Linked DNA regions of Homo sapiens: region 2 is linked to region 1. A link is an interaction called in ENCODE POLR2A ChIA-PET data of the cell type or tissue named here. Cell type or tissue: OCI-LY7. All regions are shown on one strand. Each heading gives the region's core, and the rest is flanking DNA. Links, peaks and the distances in the headings are about the cores only.

Region 1 (10,288 bases), core at 2,744-7,743:
GTACGTTTTCTTTGGAGAAGTGTCTGTTCATTTCCTTTGCTCACTTTTTAATGGAGTTTTTTTTTTTTTTTTCAAGAGAGTCTTGCTCTGTCGCCCAGGCTGGAGTGCAGTGGTGCACTCTTGGCTCACTGCAACCTCCACCTTCTGGGTTCAAATGATTCTCCTGCCTCAGCTTCCCAGGTAGCTGGGATTACAGGCGCCCGCCACCACGCCTGGCTAATTTTTAGTAGAGATAGGGTTTTGCTGTGTTGGCTGGGCTGGTCTTGAACTCCTCCTGGTCTGAAGCAATCTGCCCACCTCGGCCTCCCAAGTGCTGGGATTACAGGCGTGAGCCACCGCACCTGGCCTTGTTGTTTTTTCTTGTTGATTTAAGTTCCTTATAGATCCTGGATGTTAGTCCTTTGTCGGATGCATAGCTTGCAAATACTTTCTCCAGATGGGCTCGTTTTGGAGGTGACTTCTGGGCCAGACCTCCCAGGCTCTAGTTTTGTTTCAGGGTCTGTGTTCCTCACTGCTTTGAGCTCTGGAGCAGCCTGTATCTGGCCATTCTCAAGGTCAGGGCTGCCTGTGAGATGGCTGGAGGGGACGCTGCCATGGAGCCCTCAGCCTTTTGTCCAGAGCATGTCCATGGTGGGCCCCGGCTGCTCAGGGCTTTTCCCCACACCAGACCTTGGTCCTGTTGTCTATGGTGGAGGCAGGGCTGGGCTTTCTGGCCTTACTGTCTGCCTATCCAGGACCCTGTCTCTGCAACATTCCTTGATCAAGCACTTCCTACACGCTCCAGGCTCTGTGGATGCAGGAGATTCAGGAGCGGGTTCTGACGGAGAGGGGAGCAGCTAAGCCAACCTTGCCGGCAGACACCAGTGATGAGGTGGACGGAGCGGCCGGCGGTGGTCAGCACTGAGACCCAGGAGGAGAAGAACAACGCTTCACGCCTGGACATAGGTTTGCAGTTTTGAGAACACATCCATTCTTTCAACAACACTTATTAGGCACCAACTGGGTACCAGGCATGTGCATAGCAGTGCCTAGGAAGACAGGGTCCCTGCTCTTTGACATTTAAATTCTGGTAGGAGTTCCCTGTGGCTGCTATAAGGAATCACTGAAAACCAGGTGGCTTAAAACAACAGAAGTGTACTCCCTCACAGTTTCGGAGCCAGGAGTCCGAGGTCAAGGTGTCTGCAGGACCTCCTTCCCTAAAAAGGCTCTGTGGAGGGTCCTTCCTGCCTCTTCCAGTCTCTGGCGGCTCCTGGAGTTGCTTGGCCCATGGCTGCGTCATTCTAGCCTCTACCTCCCTCTTCAGCCTTCTGGCCTTCTCTGTGTCTCTGTATCCAAATCTCCCTCCTCTTTTTTTTTTTTCTTTTTGAGACAGGGTCTTGCTCTATTGCCCAGGTTGGAGTGCAGTGGTGTGATAACAGCTCACTGAAGCCTCCAGCTCCTGGGCTTAAGTGATCCTCCTCCCTCAGCCTCCCGAGTAGCTGGGACCACAGGTGTGCACCACCATGCCCAGCTAATTTTTGTATTTTTTTGTAGAGATGGGGTCCTGCTATGTTGCCCAGGCTGGTCTTGAACTCCTGGCCTCAAGTTATCCTCCTGCTTCGGCCTCCCAAAGTGTTGGGATTACAGGGGTGAGCCACCGTGCCCCGCCTCCCTCCTCTTTACGTGGACACCATCACTGGATTTGGGGACACACCCTAATCCCGTATGACATCTTAACCTGATTACATTGGTAAAGACCCTATTTCCGGATAAGGCTACAGTCACGGCCACTGCAGACTTGGGCACATCTTTCACGGGGAGGTAGTCCGGTCAGTCCAAGAAAACCATGCAGCAGCTGAGAAGGGAGAAAATGCGGAGGCCGAGGCGGGCCTGAGCCCCATACCAGGGGAGGGGGGGAGGGAAGCGGGAGGGGGCAGCAGAGGGAACACCGCCACTAAGGCCTTGCACAGAAAGAGTTTTGGGGACCAACAGGGGGCCAGTGTGGCTGAATATAGCCAGTAGGAGGAAGAAGGTTCTGGAAGGGGCCAGGCCATGTAAGCACGGCAGATTGTTCTCATTTAATTCCAGCAGCAGGGGATCAGGTGCTATGGCTCTCACCTGTTATCCCAGCACTTTGGGACGCTCAGGTGGGAGGGTTGCCCTGGCTTAGGAGTTCAAGACCAGCCTGGGCAACATAGCGAGACCTCCTCTCTACTAAAAAATAAAATATAAAAAAATAAATAATAGTAATTCCAGGCTGGGCGTGGTGGCTCACGCCTGTAATCCCAGCACTGTGGGAGGCTGAGGTGCATAGATCACTTGAGGTCAGGAGTTCGAGACCTGCCTGGCCAACATGGTGAATGAAACCCTGTCTCTACTAAAAAAAAAATATACAAAAATTAGCCGGGCGTGGTGGTGCAAGCCTGTAATCCCAGCTACTCGGGAGGCTGAGGCACGGGAATCGCTTGAACTTGGGAGGTGGAGGTGTAGTGAGCCGAGATGACGCCAATGCGCTCCAACCTGGGTGACAGAGCAAGACTCCATCTCAAAAAAAAAAATAAAAAAAAAAAATTAGCAATTCTGGTAGCTTCCAATGGGAAGGTCTCAATCATCACAGTGACACTCCAATTTGTGTTCCAGAAAGATCCCTCCATCAGGGCGCTCTTCATTCGAATCCATGGATAGAGAATTCAGGGAGTCTGTGAATGTTGAATGGAAAAAAAAAATGACATCTTTATTTTCCCTACCCCCTAATGGAAAGTGAGCATTTCCTTGCCTTATGAATGAATGGAAGAAAAAAAAAAACAAAACTGCAGAGGCATGATGCAGCGCCTGGGACACGTTCATCAGTAGAAACACGGGGGTCTTCCCATCCCACTGCAGCTGCCGCAGGTAGCGTGAAACACCAAGCATGCTTGTCACAACTCCAGAATAACGACAGCTGTTGGCCCCACTGCCAGAGCTTGTTATTCAATCCTGTGATTTAATACATTCACTCACCACACACACAAAAAAGCATGCAAATTACCGGATTACCCATTTGCTCTTTAAATATTTTGATAAGAAAGTTGGCTTCCTTTGCGATCCTGTGTGTTTTATTTCATGCATTTGAAAATGTTATTTTGAGAAGGGAGTCTCTGGGCTTTCAGAGGCTCAGGGGAGTTCATGGTTCAGATGGAGCAGAGGGTGGGGCTGGAGAGAAGCAGGGGATTTGAGGTGTCTGTTGGGGTTCAGCTGGGAACCGGGGATGAGGCTTGGGCTTTAAGCCTGAGTGACTGGTGGGTGGGGATGCCATTGGTGGAGGGGGAAGAGGAACAGGTTTCCTCTTTCCAGGGAGAAAGTGTTGGGTTTATTTTTAAAAATTATTTATTTTTTTGAAATGGAGTCTCCCTCTGTAGCCCGGGCTGGAGTGCAGTGGCACGATCTCGGCTCACTGCAATCTCTGCCTTCTGGGTTCAAGTGATTCTTCTGCCTCAGCCTCCCAGAGTAGCTGGGATTACAGGCGCCTGCCACCATGCCCGGCTGATTTTTTTTTTTTTTGTATTTTTAGTAGAGATGGGGTTTCACCACGTTGGCCAAGCTAGTCTCAAACTCCTGACCTCAGGTGGTCCGCCTGTCTTGGCCTCCCAAAGTGCTGGGATTACAGATGTGAGTCACCGTACCCGGCGGTTTGTTTGGATTTGGACACTGAATTTGGGGAAATCCAAGCAGAGATGCCAAGAGGACCTGGCTCTACTAGGCTGGCCATTTAACAGCTGGGCTGGAGGTGCCTATGTGGGGGTCCCCTTGCATGTGGGGGGGTCCCCTTGCACGGGCTCACTGGGTCCTCACAGTGACTTCCTGTGGCTCGTCACCCAGCCTTTCTAGTGTGACGTTACCTCCCTGGGCTTACAGAAAGCTGTCAGAGAGCTCAGATGTGGCCATTTCCAACCCTGGGGCTCCACGTCATCCCACAATATGGGCATCTCCCAGCCAACAGACACCCTAGGACTCCTCACTGTGAAATCACATGGGATGGCACATCTGGGGGCCCGGCTACTCCATCACCAAGACCCCAGGCCAGGCGTGGTGGCTCATACCTGTCATCTCAGCACTTTGGTAGGCTGAGGTGGAGGATTGCTTGAGCCCAGGAGTTTGAGACCAGCTTGGGCAACATAATGAGACCCTATTTCTTAAAAAAAAAAAAAAGAAAGAAAATTAGCTAGGTGTGGTGGTGCGTGTGTGTGGTCCCAGCTACTCTGGAGGCTGAGGCAGGAGATTGAGCTCAGGAGGTCGAGGCTGCAGTGAGCTGTGATCATACCACTGCACTCCAGCCTGCGTAACAGAGCAAGAACTTCTCTCAAAAAGAAAAAGAAAAAGGAAAAAGAAAAAAACAAGACACCTAATGTCCACCTGGGCCTTGGCTGGTAACAGCCAAGCAGCTAGTGGTCTAAAAGCCTGTGTGTGTGTGTTTCTTTCTGTTTCTCTTTTTCTCTCTGTTCTGTTTCCCCTCTTCCTGTTTCTGTCTCTCCCTCCCTCCTTCCCTGCCTCCTTCTCCTTCTCTCTCCCTTCCTTGGTCCTTCCTCTCTGTGTCTCCTTCTTCATCCCTTCCTCCGTCCCTCCTCCTCTTCCTCTTCTGTCTCTCTGTCTCCCTGTCTCGCACACACACAGAAGCAAATGCAATTTCACAGCCTCATACCTGCGTTCGTATCCCACCCATCATACAAGCTAGGAGGGGCACACAGCGTCGGTCAAAACAACATCAGAACTGAATGTGACATGTAATAAGGAAGAAAGACAATCCTGTATCAGAGACTCATTTCCAGTCACCCCAAGCCGCGTGGAAACTTTCAATACAATTTTTAGCCAAGCACCTGGGGTTTCAAAGCAGACTGTGCTGAGAGGAGAGGGTGTGAGCCTTTGGCCCCCTGTTCACAAACAGCTAATTTTAGTAGCCAAACAAACCAGAAAGCCCCCAATCCTTTCTCCTCTCTCTCCTCCACGCCCCCGCCTCACCCACCTGCTTCCCGGCGCAGCTGCAGCTCCTGCCCACAGCGTGAGCCCCAGCTTCCTGCCAAGGGCCCCGGCTGTCTTGCCTTGGGGCTGCCAGGGAAGGACGATACCGAGGAGTTCAGGGACCCAGGTTGGGGTGCTCCTGTGCAGAGGACCTTGTTGGCACCAGGGGCCTTGTTGACCCCAGGGGCAGTGCAGGAAGTGGGCCATGCTGGGGACCCTCAGTCAGGACCAACCTCTCCATATCTGGGTCTGCAGGGAGGAGGGGCCAGGGCTCTGAGCTGAGCCCCCACATATGTACCAGTATTGGTGGCCCACCCTTCTCATTCTTTTTTTTTTTTTAAATTTTAATTTTAGTTTTTTTTTTAATTAAAAACTTTTTTTTTTTTTTTTTTTTGAGAGAGAGTCTCACTTCATCACCCAGGCTGGAGTACAGTGGCGAGATCTGGACTCACCGCAACCTCTGCCTCCCGGGTTCAAGCAAGTCTCCTGCCTTAGCTTCCTGAGTAGCTGGGACTACAGGCACACACCACCACGCCCAGCTAATTTTTTGTATTTTTAGTAGAGATGGGGTTTCACTATGTTGGCCAGGCTGGTCTCAAACTCCCAACCTCAGGTATCTTCCCGCCTCCACCTCCCAGAGTGCTGGGATTACAGGCGTGAGCCACTGCGTCCGGCCCCCACCCCTCTCATTTTTCAGCACTGCCTCCTGAGCACCTGGGAACTCCAGTCTTCCTGAATTTTGTCTGACCTTGACCTCTGTCCTTGGACCTGATGCACACCTCAGTGAAGCTTGTACCAAGTAAGCCCTGAGGCGGCCGTGAGAAGCCCTCGAAAGTTCCCCTGTTCATTATTATAGTTACTTTTAGAGACAGGGTCTCACTCTGTGGCTCAGGCTGGATTGTACCATCACGGATTACTGTAGCCTTCAACTCCCGTGCTCAAGTGATCCTCCCACCTCAGCCTCCTGAGTAGCAAGGACTACAGTGTGTGTCACCACGCTGGCCAATTAAACTTTTTTTTGCAAAGACAAGGTCTCACTATGTTTCCCCGGCTGATCTTGAACACCTGGCTTCAAGTGATCCTCCCACCTCGGCCTCCCAAAGTGCTGGGATGAGAGGTGTGAGCCACTGTGCCCAGCTGGAGGTTTCTGTCTTCAGATCTCAGCTCTGTTCCCAGATGTGAGACCCCCCTGAGCCTCAGTTTCCCCATCTGTAAAGTAGGAATGATGGTCACCAGGGGAGCAGGTCTGTGCTGGGTTTGTAAACACCAGGTGTAAATGGGCAGGTGCATGGTAGGTACCCTTGTCTGCTGGAGGGGACCGTTCTCTTTGCCTAGTTTGGAGGTCACCTTCAAGGTTAGAAGACCCAGAGGCCTCAAGCAAAAGGAGCTGCAAGCCCCACTCCGCTCGCCCAAAGCGGGCACTCAGAGGCATGTGTGCGGCAGTGACGGTAATGGGATGTGATGGGAGATCAATGGGAACACAGGCAGCTGCCTGGGTAGGGCTGTGGCTATCCCAGCCCTGGGGTTGCTGCTCTAGTTCATCAACAGAGATCTGATAACAAGAGGCCAGGCCAGGTGCCGGGGCAGGAGGGGAGCTGCCGATGGCAAAGGGACTCAGGCCCGTGGGGAGGGGGAGCCCTTTGACCTCTTAGGTGAAGCACTGCTAGACCCAGCTCCCCAGAGGCCCCCCACCGTGAGCTGGCCATGGGCAAAAGAGACGTCTGCTTTCAGTTTCTGATTATTACTATTATTTTTTGTTTTTGAGAGGGAGTTTCGCTCTTGTTACCCAGGCTGGAGTGCAATGGCGCGATCTCGGCTCCCTGCAACCTCTGCCTCCCGGGTTCAAGTGATTCTCCTGCCTCAGCCTCCCTAGTAGCTGGGATTACAGGCGCTCGCCACCACGCCCGGCTAATGTTTGTATTTTTAGTAGAGACGGGGTTTCAGGTTTCACCATGTTGGCCAGGTTGGTCTCAAACTCCTGACCTCAGGTGATCCACCTGCCTCGGCCTCCCAAAGTGCTGGATTACAGGCGTGAGCCACTGCACCCTGCCAGTTATTTTTAACACACAAAAATTCAATGAAATCCGTGGATCGGGAGAAAAGGTAGGTATGACCTGAGGAAGGGTTGCCCAGGGAGCCGTCCACTTGCCCTCTCGGCCCCTCCTCTCTCTCTGAATTGCGTCTCCAACCTGCCAGAATGTCCCTATGAGCCCTCTGGTGTTTTTCTTGAAGTTTATTGTGTTTTCCTCCTCAGCGTACTGGTCGGTGAAGGCCTGGGGGAATGAAATGTGTCTTGAGAAAAGCCTGGGTCACAGAGTAGGGTGGGCCACGTGGGATCTCGGGAGTGGGTGTCCCTGGTGTGCCCCCTACTGGTGACCTCTTCCCTGAGGATGGCCAGTCCCCACAACCCCGCTGAACGCACAGGCCTGGGCAGCCACCTTCCCGCCATGTGACCCTGCCTGGTCCCGCAGTGAGTCGAGCCGGAAGCCTGCTGGTCCAGTCAGATTCCTCCTGCAGCACTGGGCTGGAAGCCATATGGATATGCGGGCTGAGTATAAAAATGGTCACTGGAAGCAGACTCAGAGAGGAGAGAGAGGATCCCGTTGTGCGAAAGGCAGAGATGAGAAGAACCAGGTGTCCCCTGTCTGGGAGAAAGTTGTAGACAGACGTGCTAGGAAAGGTTCCCTGCTGGCCCGGCGCAGTGGCTCATGCCTGTAACCCTAGCACTTTGGGAGGCCGAGGCAGGCGGATTGCCTGAGCTCAGGAGTTCAAGGCCAGCATGGGCAACATGGTGAAACCCCGTCTCTACTAAAATACAAAAAAATTAGCTGGGCGTGGCGGCGTGCACCTGTAGTCTCAGCTACTCAGGAGGCTGAGGTAGGAGAATGGTGTGAACCCGGGAGGTGGAGGTTGCAGTGAGCCGAGATCGCACCATTGTACTCCAGCCTGGGTGACAGAGTGAGACTCTGTCTCCATAAAAAAAAAAAAAAAAAAAAAAGTTCCCTGCTCTCTGGGGAAAAATCCTGATTCATGGCTTTTGCCACCTCCCTGGTATAAACACCTCCATCATGCCAATATCAAGCTGCCCCTGTAAAGTCACTGAATAGGGACTTGGGAAGAGGTATCCACAATCGGCTCTTGCTGGTCTGGGCTGGGTGTGGCCTCGGTTTCTGATAGTTTCACTGTCTTCATGGGGCCTGGAGGCTGTCCACTTTCTGGCCATGAATCTTGTCCGCCCCTCCAAAGGTGTGACCCAAGGGCAGTCTCTCAGAAGTGTCTGAAGCCAAGAAACACAGCCCAGCAACCAAGTAAAGGAACTCGAAGACTTTTGCTTCTTGGCCAGGCATGGTGGCTCATACTGGTAATCCCAGCACTTTGGGAGGCCGAGGCAGGAGGATCATTTGAGGCCAGGAGTTTGAGACCAGCCTGGCAGCATAGTGAGAATCTGTCTGCATAAAATATTTTTTAAACATTTGTCAGGTGTGGTGGCATGTGCCTGTAGTCCCAGCTACTCTGGAGACTGAGGTGCGAGGACTGCTTGAGCCCAGGAGTTGGAGGCTGCAGTGAGCCATGATTATGCCATTGCACTCCAGCCTGGGTGACAGAGTAAGACCCTGTCTCTAAAAAAAAAAAAAAAATAAGGAGAAATCCTAACTGAGGAGGAGGCCCTCCATTTTTGCTTTGGGCACCAGCATGTGAAGATGTGATATCTGGATTGGTGGCAGCTATTTTGTGATAATGAGGCAACCTACCTGACAAAACCAACAGTTTTCTTGAACAATCTGTTCTGGCCAGAAAGAGCCTGCTTCCTGCATGACACCAAGCAATTGAGGCTGAGTTCCAGGTGTCCCTTTTAAGTGGATTATGTCCTCTCCAATTTGCCACAGTCCCCGCCTGTCCCTATTGCATTACTCTGGTCCACTTCACTCATTTACATTCTTGCTGGCACCTGGGCAACTCCAGTGGCAATGTAATAACTTGTTTAATTGCATGCCTATCCCAACAAGCTGTCAGCACCTTGAGAATAGGGACTGGGGCTGATAAATCTCTGGGCTCTTGGACCCATCCCTGTGGTTCCAGGGACATGGCAGGAACTCAGCGACTGTCCAAGGCAGGGCAGGCGCATAGAAGTATCTGCAATGATGGAAATGTTCTCTAATCTGCTCTGCCCCATACCGTAGCCACTAGCCCCATGAGGCTCTTCAACATTTGAAATGTGGCTCATGTGACAGAGGAATTGGATTTTTATTGACTTGTAATTAAAACCCAAATCCCAAATTCCTCGGGGAGGTGGAGTTGAGGTTTGGCGACCCTGCGATTAAACCCCTTTCTCTGCTGCAAGCTGATGCCTTGGTGTATTGGCCTGCTATGTCCAATGGGCAACAAACCCATTAGGGTCACAGAGCCAGGGAGGCAGACGGTGGGGCTTGGAGCGGTAACTGCTCTTCAACTGGTAAGGAAGAATCCAGTATTTTCCCCAATGGATCAGCTCTGCCAAGGCCATGACTAGCTGAATCCATGACTGGTCCCTGACCACTCTTTCCAGGCTTCGAACCTCAGCTTCGCTTTTCCTCTACCCACAGTCTACGAGGACACACTCAGTGAGATCTAACTCATCCTTCAGGCCTCACCTCTGACCCTCCCGCTTTGAGCCCCTGGCGGAATTGATCGTTCCTCTCCTACCCTTTCACCAGAACCCCTTCCCGTGGGGCATGTTCACCCTGAGGATGCCCTGAAATTGGTCGGTGAGTGAATGTTAGAACAAGTGAAGGAAAGTTGGGGGGGGCCCTGCAGGCTGCCCCTCCTGACGGCCTTCCTCCTCCTGCAGCCAGAGGGAAAGGAAAGATTCGCTTTTGTTCATGCTTTTTTCTTTTTTCTTTTTTTTTTGAGATGGAGTCTCGCTTTGTCGCCCAGGCTGGAGTACAGTGGCGCAGTCTCGGCTCACTGCAAGCTCCGCCTCCCGGGTTCACGTCATTCTCCTGCCTCAGCCTCCCAAGTAGCTGGGACTACAGGCGCCCGCCACCACGCCCGGCCAATTTTTTGTATGTTTTAGTAGAGATGGGGTTTCAACGTGTTAGCCAGGAGATTTAGCTAGGATGGTCGCGATCTCCTGACCTCATGATCCGCCCACCTTGGCCTCCCAAAGTGCTGGAATTACGGGCGTGAGCCACCGCGCCCGGCCCACGCGTTTTCTTTTTTTTAAAAACAATGGTGCAAAAGTACATATGACCTAAACTTCACCATTTTAACGATTTTAAAGTGTACAACTCAGTACATTCACAATGCCGTGCAATCAGCATCACTGTCTAGTTCC
Region 2 (10,288 bases), core at 2,910-7,909, 120 kb after region 1:
AAGAAGACAATTGTACATCTTGATTTTAGCTTCTGACCAATTTTCTATGATAACCTTGAGAACAAGATGATAGAATTGGGACTGACTGGTTTTCCTCATAGGTGAACGCACAGGTGGTTGAACAGCATTACCTAAATAGTATTGATAATAGTGTTTTCTTTGTGCTGAATACATTTTAGACCTTGGAGAATGTCTAAGGGGTTAGACGAAAGAGCTCATTTCTGGACCCTGTTTTGTTCAACACCTTTGGCAATGATGTGTGTGATGACATACAGGAGAACCTTATCAGATTTGCAGGTCACATAAAGTTGGGAAAAATGGTTAATATGATAAATGCACTCATCAATATTCAAAAAGACTTGACAGGCAAGAAGATAGGGCCCAAACCACAAGATGGAATTCAACAGAAATTAACGTAAAGTGCTGAATTTTGCCTTAAAATTTTGCCCAAGGGCAGGATGGGGGAGAATTGGCTTGGCAGAGGCTTAGGAAGGAAGGAAGGAAGGAAGGAAGGAGGGAGGGAGGGAGGGAGGGAAGGAAGGAAGGAAGGAAAGAAGGACGGAAGGAAGGAAGGAAGGAAGGAAGGAAGGACTGACTTTATCAGATTTTAGCTGGTCACACAAAGTTGGGAAAGATGGTTAATATAACAAAGGAGGAAGGAAAACAGGAAGGAAAAAAAAAGAAAGAAAAAGGAAGGAAAGAAGGAAAGGGAAGAAAAACACTGTGGGCTTTTAATTAACTAAATGTTCAATGTGACCCGGTAATGTAATAAGTGACACTTAAACCATAAGGGCAGATTATACGAAGAAGGCAAACTGTAGATGCTGTAATTTCTCCCTTCTCTCCCACTCCCAACCCAGTGGATACAAAATTATGAGAAATCATTTTATCGCTAGCAGACAGGATCGAGCTGAAAGAGAAAACCCAAGTCCGGAGGCTGCAGGAAAGACCAACTCCAAGACCGCAGACACCAGATACAAAGGATAGCTCTAGGGTGACAAGTTAGAGCTCTGCCTGAGACAGGGACAGCTGCCCGGGTTGAACCTCCTGCAAACTCCCCTCACCCCATTCCATGGCCAGGCAGCACCCCAGGGAGATGTCTTCCCTCCTGCAGGCAGACTGCGGGCCTGGCGGTCAGAGAGGCACGACGGTGCTTGCGGGGAGGGTTGGGCTGTGCAGGTGAGACCCAGGAGGAACAGGAAGCCTCAGATTCTAGAAAAGGAGTCCCTACAACGCAGCAGGGATCATCTCGTGCTCACCAAAAGGCCGCAGGCACAGATACAGTCAGAGCTGACCATTTGGAGAGGATGCCCAATGTGAACGTGGTCCTCTCCCCAGGAAACACTAGACACTGGAGGAAAGCCAACGCCGTAAGAGAAACAACCAAGCACGGTCAAGGAAAGCGTTCACAGGGCCAGCAGAACAAGCCATTAGATTGTGCGTGCTTCATGTCCTCAGAAAGACGCAAGAGAGCATTGGCTCCACAAATAGAAATTAAAACAAAACATCACCGCTGGGTGCGGTGGCTCACGCCTGTAATCCCGTCACTTTGGGAGGCCGAGGCGGGCGGATCACGAGGTCAGGAGATCGAGATCATCCTGGCCAACATAGTGAAACCCCATCTCTACTAAAAATACAAAAAATTAGCTGGGCGTGGTGGCAGGTGCCTGTAGTCCCAGCTACTCGGGAGGCTGAGGCAGGAGAATGGCGTGAACCTGGGAGGCGGAGCTTGCAGTGATCTGAGATCGTGCCACTGCACTCCAGCCTGGGTGATAGAGTGAGACTCCGTCTCAAAAAAAAAAAACCCAGAAAACCCCCCCAAAACATCACCAAAACAACAACAACAACAAAACCAAACAGTAGATGGACTGAATTTACAGAATGGACACAGCTCATGACCAAATCACTGACTTAGCAGATGGAATTGAGGAATTCTCCCACAATCCAGAGAAAAAAGGCATTGGGGGTGGCCTGGATAGGATAAAAGAAAAGTTAAAGAGATGTGGGAGATAGATCCGGAAGTTCCCACGTTTGTCTTACAGGTGACCTAGCAGGAGAAAATGAAAAGAACAGAGAGGAAGATAAACTCAACAAAACTCTAGAAGAAAAGCTCCCAGAATTGAAAAAAGATATGAATCCTGAGCTCAGAAAGATGCACAAAGTGCCCGGAAGAACGAAGGGGAAAAAAAAAAAACCACAGCAATTCACGTGATGCTGAAGTCTCAGATGCCAGGCTTGCGAGAAAAAGTCTTGAAAGCTTGCAGGGATCTGTTACCTGCAAAGCTATAGAATCAGATGGATCAATTGGCAATACCTGGTCCAAGAAGACAGTATCTTTAACATTCTAAGGAAAAACAATTTTGAAACTAGAATTCTATATTTAGCTCGACAATGATTTCAAGTATAAACATAGAAAAAAAAATTTCACACATGCAAGGACTGAAAAAGTTTCCCATCCATAGACGTTCAATGAAACCATCACCAAAAGCAGTACATCGGCAAGGAGGAAGAAAGACTCCAAGGGGAAGAAATAGGATATAAGGAACAATGGTAGTTGCCTGTTATGGACTGCACAGCATCCCCCCGAAGGCATAAGTTGAAGTCCTAACCTTCCGTAGCTCAGAATGTGACTGTATTTGGAGATAAGTTCTTTAAAGAGGTAACTAAGCTGAAATGAGAGTTAAGTGGAGCCCTAATCCAATCTGCCTGCTGTCCTTATATGAGAATACGTTAGGTTCGTGCAAAAGTAATTCCAATCCTTGCCATTATATAATGGTAAGAACCACAATTACTTTTGCACCAACCTAATATAATTTGAGGAAAAAAGCATGAAAAGTAACTAGGAAGATTTTTATGCTATTTTTGAGACAGGGTCTTGCTCTGTTGCCCAGGCTGGAGTGCAGTGGGGCCAGCAGAGCTCACTGCAGCCTTGATCTCCCAGGCTCAAGTGATCCTCCTGCCTCAGCTCCTGAGTAGCTGAGACTACAAGTGTGCACCACCATGCCCAGCTAATTTTTTAATCTTTTGTAGAGACAGGGTCTTACTATGTTGCCCAGGCTGGTCTCAAACTCCTGGGCTTAAGAGATCCTCCTGCCTCAGCTTCCCAAAGTGCTGGGATTACAGATGTGAGCCACTGTGCCTGGCCACTTTTCATGCTATTAAGCATGAATGCTTGCATGCCTCACAATCTGGCTTCACAGCACATAAAGCAAAACTGATAGAAATACAGGAAGAAATCGGTAAAGACATTGCCACAGTAAAGAGACTTCCTGCAGTCCTCTGAGACGGGGACGGCAAGTACAGGGAGAGATGATTCAAATAGTTAGCATGTTTGCTCTAATAGAGCTACAGAACTCTGTACCCAACAAATAGAAGAAAAAAAACTCTTTTCAATTACACATGGAAATTCTACAAAAATTCAACACAGATTAGCCACAAAGGAAATTTCAAGTAATAATGAAACGCAGAAATAGCATATGGCATATTTGCTGACAAAGACATAATAAAATTTTTAAAATGACAAAAGAATACCCCCTCTAATCTATAAACCAGAATATTTACAATTATTTAAAAATGAACCATAACGAGAGCAGAAACTGCTAGAATCAATATGAGAGTGCAATAAGGTGGCTAAATCCAAAGTCAACTTGCATCTCTCCAGATATTAAAACATATTATAAGACTACAGGCCACAGTGGCACAGAAACAGATAATTAGATGAATGAACAAAAGTCTAGCAGACAGCCAGTGTAGGTGTAAAAATTTAGTGTATGATTAGGGTGACATTTCAAACCAAGGTAGAAATTCAAGTGCTGATGGATAATTGGCTAACGATTCAGAAAAAATTACGTTCCTACCTGCCCCTTTGCATAATTTGCAGATAGATGAATGATTTATAAATGAAATAATAAATTCCAAAGTATTAGAAGAAAAAAAACTGTTAAATACGCCGATAACCTTCATATAGGAAAGGCCTTCCTAAAGAAGGCATGGTATGCTAATGTCATTTAGGAAAAGATTGATGCCTTCGCGTACATTGTAATTTATAACTTCTATGTGGTGAGAAACAGCACGACGAAGTTAAAGTGTAAGTTATGGTCCAGGAAAACATCTGTAATATATGAAATAGAGATTAATGTGCAGACTGTCAATAAGAAAGAGACAAGGCACGTGGTGGGAAAGAAAAGGAGGAAACTGAGCAGGAATTCACAGAACTTTACACAACCAATGAACATGGCAGTGGTAATTAGGCTCACTAACAAAGAAAAAAATTGGAACATTGAGATTCCATTCTGCGCTTGAGCTGGAGCTGCAAAAGAGGAGTGAGAAAAGAGCTCACCTCCACCAGGCACTGTGGCTCATGCCTGTAATCCCAGCACTTTGGGAGGCCGAGGCAGAGGATCGCTTGAGCCCAGGAGCTCAAGACCAGCCTGGGCAACATAGTGGGACCCCCCCATCTCTACAAAAAAGAGTCAAAAAATGAGATGAGAAGATGGTTTGAGACTGGGAGGTTGAGGCTGCAATGAGCAGTGATATCCATTCACTTAATCCCACAACAACCCTGTGAAGTGATTTTTTTTATTTTTAATTTTGAGATGGGTCTCACTCCGATCACCCAGGCAGGCTGGAGTGCAATGGTGCAATCACTGCTCGTTGGTACTAGCAGTTTCTGCTCTCATTATGGTACAGTACCTGGGACAGGATCGGCGGCCAGTAAGCATAGGCAGTTGCTATCATTATCATCAGCATGTTTCCACCATCTGAGTGGCTAACATTTTCAAGCTGGATAATACACAGTTTTGGCAAGGGTGCAGGGAAAAAAAAGGACTCTCCCGCTGTCTTGAGGGGAATCTAAATGGGTCCGGCCAGTTTTTGAGGGCAATTTGGCAATATCCATGAACACATGCCACCACACATCTGACACTGGGTGCTGCTGTGTGATTGTGTCTCCCTGAAATCCTATGTTGAGATCCTAATCCCAAGGAGATGGTATTAGGAGATGAGGGAGAGTACCTCACCCTTGGGAGTCGGTTAGGTCAGGGGGTGCTGAATCCTTGGGGATGGGATTAGGACACTTATAAGAGAGTCCCCAGAGAAATATCCTAGAGAGACCCCTTGCCCGTTTCACCATGGGAGGACATGGCCAGAAGGCACCGTCTATGACGAAGCAGGCCCTCACCAGACACTAAATGCCTTGTTCTTGGACTTCTCATCCTCCAGAACCATAAGAAATAAATGTTTGTTGTTTGTAAGCTGCCCAGTCTATAATATTCTGTTATAGCAGCCTGAATGAACTAAGATGCCCAGGAATTCCTATTTGGCGCCCAACCTAGAGAAATATTCAACCCTCTGCACATCCATGGACACACAAAGGACAGCAAAAGGTTGGAAGCCATCTTAAATGCCCATTAGAGAAACCACACTTTTTTGTTTTTTTTGAGACGGAGTCTTGCTCTGTCACCTAGGCTGGAGTGCAGTTGTGCGATCTTGGCTCACCGCAACCTCCGCCTCCTGGGTTCCAGCGATTCTCCTGCCTCAGCCTCTTGAGTAGTTGGGACTACAGGTGCCCACCACCACACCTGGCTAATTTTTGTATTTTTAGTACAGATGGGGTTTCACCATGTTGGCCAGGCTGTTCTCGAACTCCTGACCTCAGGTGATGCACCCACCTCGGCCTCCCAAAGTGCTGGGATTACAGGTCTGAGCCTCTGTGCCCAGCCTCATATGGTAATTTTGTGTTTAACTTTTGCCAAAACTGCCCAGCTGTTTTCCATGGCAGCTGCACCATATTACATTCACACCATGATTTCTTCTTTAATCACAAAATGCAAGAGAAATTCTGGGAAGGGAGTGGGAATGCCAGAGGGAGCAGCTAGGAAAGGAAAGGTTTGTTGGGCATCAGTGAGTGTGCAGGAGGGTAGAATCTGCCCAGGCCAAGAGGAAGGCAGGCAGGCAGGCCAGTGTTCAGACAGGAGCAGAGCCAGGCAGGGCCTGGAGAGGGAGTGGGCTGGGCCTATGTCTGGGCAAAGAGCTGGGCTTGAGTGCATAAAGTCACGGGGAAGTCTATTTAACAGCAGTGGCCGGGAAGGGGTGTTGAAGTCTTTTATGCAGAGGCCGGCCTCAAGCACGGGCCCAGCCCACCATCTGGTCACCTGCAGAAGGACCCCTTTGCCCCTTCCCTTTTAGGTGCATCCTGGAATCTACTGGAAGACGCAGGAGGGTGAGAGGGCAGTGGCAGGCTGGATAATGAGGTCGCTGGTCCTCCTGACCCTGCGGTGCAAAGGCAGGGCGCCCGGAACTGTCATCATCTGCTTCCAACTGTCATAAAAGAGATGTGGCGAGTGGGGAGGACATCAAACTAAGTTTAACATGCAATTGAACCAGGGACTGAGCTGGCTCCTGCGTCTTCTCTCTCTGACTTTAAAATGAACTCCCGGAAGCTCCAGCGGTGGAGCTCAGCACCGTGCCCACAGAGGAGCTCAATAATAGGGGGGATGACAGCGGCGGTGGTGAGGGCACAGGACGGAACGGCAGGCCCTTCAGTGCTGCCCTGGAGACCCGCGGGCTGCACACACATCAGAAACATCTCTGTGGAGCCCCCGAGGCCTGCATTGCCGCAAGCGGGAAAATGGATTGTTGCACCAGCATTTCTGGTGGCCAGCGACAGGGTCTGCCTCCCATCCTGTGGACGGAAGCCCAGGAGTTCAAGGCTCCAGACTTGGAGGCAGGAGTCACTCCAGAGCAGGGAGGGACCAGCAAGCCTCTGTATGAGTTTCCTGGGATTCATGTGTTAAGAATAAACTGCCATAGACAGGGCGGCTTCAACAACAGACATTTAGCATCTCAGGGTCCTGGAGGCTGCTGTCCGAGATCAAGGTGACAGCAGGGTAGGCGTCTCCTGAGGCCTCTCTCCCGGGCCTGTAGACGGCATCTTCTCCCTATGACCTCACAAGGTTGTCGTTCTGTGAGCATCTCTCTCTGATCTCTCTCTCTCTTTTTTTTTTTTCTTGAGATGGAGTCTCACTTTGTTGCCCAGTCTAGAGTGCAATGGCGTGATCTTGGCTCACTGCGGCCTCTGCCTCCCTGGTTCCAGTGATTCTCCTGCTTCAGCCTCCTGAGTAGCTGGGACTATAGGCATGCACCACCCTGCCTGGCTAATTTTTGTATTTTTAGTAGAGACAGGGTTTCACTATATTGGCCAGGCTGGTTTTGAACTCCTGACCTCAGGTGATCTGCCCGCCTCCGCCTCTCAAAGTGCTGAGATAATAGGCGTGAGCCACCAGGCCAGACCTCATTTCCTCTTCTTATAAGGACACCAGTCACATGGGATTAGGGCTCACCCCCATGACCTCATTTAACTTAATCACCTCTTTAAAGACCCCATCTCCAAATACAGTCACATTGTGAGGTCCTGGAGGTTAGGCCTGCAACATATGGATGTGGGGGGACACAACAGCCCATGATCCCCCAGCAACATATGGATCTGGGGGGAGACAGCAGCCCATGATCCCCCACGGGGGCTTTGGCACTGGAGTGGCCCCAGGCCTGCCTTCTCCTCACCTGGCTGCATCAGGTAACTCTGGCTGGCAACACTTCCAGACTCTCATTCCAGAACCACCCCAGGGAAATAACAGAATGTGTTGAGACTCTTACTGTTGATAGCAGCCGGCTGGGTATGGTGGCCCACACCTGTGAACTTTGGGAGGCTGAGGAAGGAGGATCGCTTAGGCCAGGAGTTCGAGACCAGCTTGGGCAACAAAGTGAGACCTCATCTCTACCAAATATTTTAAAATTAGCCGGGGATGGTGGCACACATCTGTAGTCCCAGCTACTCAGGAGGCTGATGTGGGAGGATCGCTTGAACCCAGGAGTTCAAGGCTGCAGTAGGCTGTGATCAAGCCACTGCACTCTAGCCTGGGTGACAGAGCAAGACCCTGTCTCTAATAAAAGAAAAGATAGCAGTATTAGCCACTTGACCCTTCCCGTGGGGCTGTGTCCAGGAATCGCAAACTCTCAGAGGCATTTGAACAAGAGCAATTCCATCTTGAATAGGAGCTGGGTAAAATAAGGCTGAAAACTACTGGGCTGCATTCCCAGATGGTCAGGCATTCTAAGTCACAGGATGAGATGGGAGGTTGGCATAAAGACCTTGCTGATAAAACAGGTTGCAGTAAAGAAGCCGGCTAAAACCCACCAAAACCAACATGGCGACGAGAGTGACCTGTGGTCATCCTCATTGCTATACTCCCACCAGTGCCATGACACTTTACAAATGCTACGGCAACGTCAAGAAGTATGGTCTAAAAAGGGGAGGCATGAATAATCCACCCCTTGTTTAGCATATCATCAAGAAATAATCATAAAAATGGGCAACCAGCAGCCCTCAGGGCTGCTTTGTCTATGGACTAGCCATTCTTTTATTCCTCTACCTTTTTTTTTTTTTTGAGATGGAGTTTCACTCTTATTGCCCAGGCTGGAGTGCAATGGTGTGATCTCAGCTCACTGCAACCTCTGCCTCCTGGATTCAAGCGATTCTCCAACTTCAGCTTCCTGAGTATTACAGGAGCCCACCATCACACCCAGCTAATTTTTTGTATTTCTAGTAGAGAAAGGGTTTCACCATGTTGTCCAGGCTGGTCTCGAACTCCTGACCTCAAGCAATCCACCCACCTTGGCCTCCCAAAGTGCTGGGATTACAGGTGTGAGCCACTGCACCCGTCTGGTCTATTCCTCTATTTTCTTAATAAACTTGCTTTAACTTTATTCTATGGACTCACCCTGAATTCCTTCTTGCATGAGATTCAAGAACCCTCTCTTGGGGTCTGGATCCGGGTCCCTTTCCAGTAACAAAATCACCCTCACCGCACCCTCCATGAAATCTCACAGCATCTCAGTGGAAATTTAGGTGAGCATCCAATTGGCAGGTAAGAAACGGTCCTGGAGAACCAGACTCAGAGCATCCTCCATCTTCCACGTGTTTATTGGACACCACAAGGTTCATAGAAAAAGGTAGAAATTGGATGCACAGCCAGCAGGATGGGCATGGCGGCCAGTGGGGTCCTGCTTTACCTCCAAGGGGGATGGGCTGCCCAGCTCAGGCTGCCCAGGAGGGAGAGTGTGGACAACCTGGACCCTGTAGATCAAACAGGACGCTGGAGGTGCCAAGCCATGAGTGCCTGCGAGAAACATCAGGAGGAAACAGGGCTTTTGTATTTCTTTCCACATCAGTCCTGGGTCCCACTAAGGCTACTGGAATGATTGATTTTTGGTTTGGCAGTACTGTTGTCTGAGGCGTTCAAACCACAGCGACTCCATCCTGAGTGAGGCTGAGGAAAATAAGGCTGGGACTTGGTGGGCTGCATTCCCAGAAAGTTAGGCACTCCTGGCCTCTAGATGTTAACGGTTAAGAGAACAGACTGATAACGTTTACCAAACAGACCCAGACTTGTGAGTGTCCTGATATTCTGACATCTTTTTTTTTTTTTTGAGACAGACTCTTGCTCTGCCGCCCAGGCTGGAATGCAGTGGAGCAATCTCAGCTCCCTGCAACCTCCACCTCCCGGATTCAAGTGATTCTCCTGCCTCAACCTCCTGAGTAGCTGGGACTACAGCATATGCCACCATGCCTGGCTAATCTTTATGTTTTTAGTAGAGACGGGGTTTCATCATGTTGGCCAGGCTGGTCTCGATCTCCTGGGCTCAGGTGATCCTCCTGCCTTGGCCTCCCAAAGTACTGGGATTACAGGCTTGAGCCACCCCACCCGGCCCCGATATCTTGAGAACAAAAGCATTCCTAATTTGCTTTAAAGATAGTAATATCAATTCTTGCAAAATATAGTAATTAAGAAAATTAATCCTCCATCACAAATCCTTGTAGCAAAGTATATTTCCCCATGATTTTCTTTTTTTCTTTATCCTATATATAAACAAGTATTGTACCTAGGTAGACGCGTCCCTCCTCTTACTTTCAGGACCACCCTACTCTGTCTATAGAGGTAACTGTTCTTTCACCCTTTTTTTTTTTTTGAGACGGAGTCTTGCTCTGTCACCAGGCTAGAGTGCAGTAGCGCAATCTCGGCTCACTGCAACCTCCGCCTTCTGGGTTCAAATGATTTTCCTGCCTCAGCCTCCCAAGTAGCTGGAACCACAGGCACACGCCACCATGCCCAGCTAATTTTTGCATTTTTAGTAGAGACGGGATTTCACCACGTTGGTCAGCCTGGTCTCGAACTCCTGACCTCAGGTGATCCACCCGCCTCGGCCTCCCAAAGTGCTGGGATTGCAGGCA

What was found. ChIA-PET counts read pairs that join two places held together with the same protein. Peaks named below come from ENCODE experiments on the same cell type or tissue, not always from the same donor. Only the 100,000 strongest peaks of a DNase experiment are listed, where the experiment ranks them.
Region 2: POLR2A ChIA-PET joins it to region 1 with 5 read pairs; 6 of 35 experiments call an interaction of 5 or more read pairs at or near these places.

Annotation. Positions count from the first base shown.
Region 1 is chr7:2,889,836-2,900,123 of GRCh38, forward strand. No RefSeq gene overlaps it. Among named protein-coding and RNA genes, the nearest start is that of CARD11-AS1, 49 kb to the right of the region's middle. RefSeq lists an enhancer at 7,038-7,539. In OCI-LY7, for the core only: CTCF peaks have their summits at 7,365 (motif pointing left) and 7,568; DNase peaks (open chromatin) are centred at 2,956, 3,856, 4,406, 4,916 and 2 weaker places; H3K4me3 peaks cover 2,495 bases; H3K27ac peaks cover 4,055 bases.
Region 2 is chr7:3,008,157-3,018,444 of GRCh38, forward strand. The region is part of intron 1 of CARD11 (caspase recruitment domain family member 11); the gene reads right to left. Among named protein-coding and RNA genes, the nearest start is that of CARD11, 31 kb to the right of the region's middle. In OCI-LY7, for the core only: no CTCF peak of the experiment used is centred there; no DNase peak of the experiment used is centred there.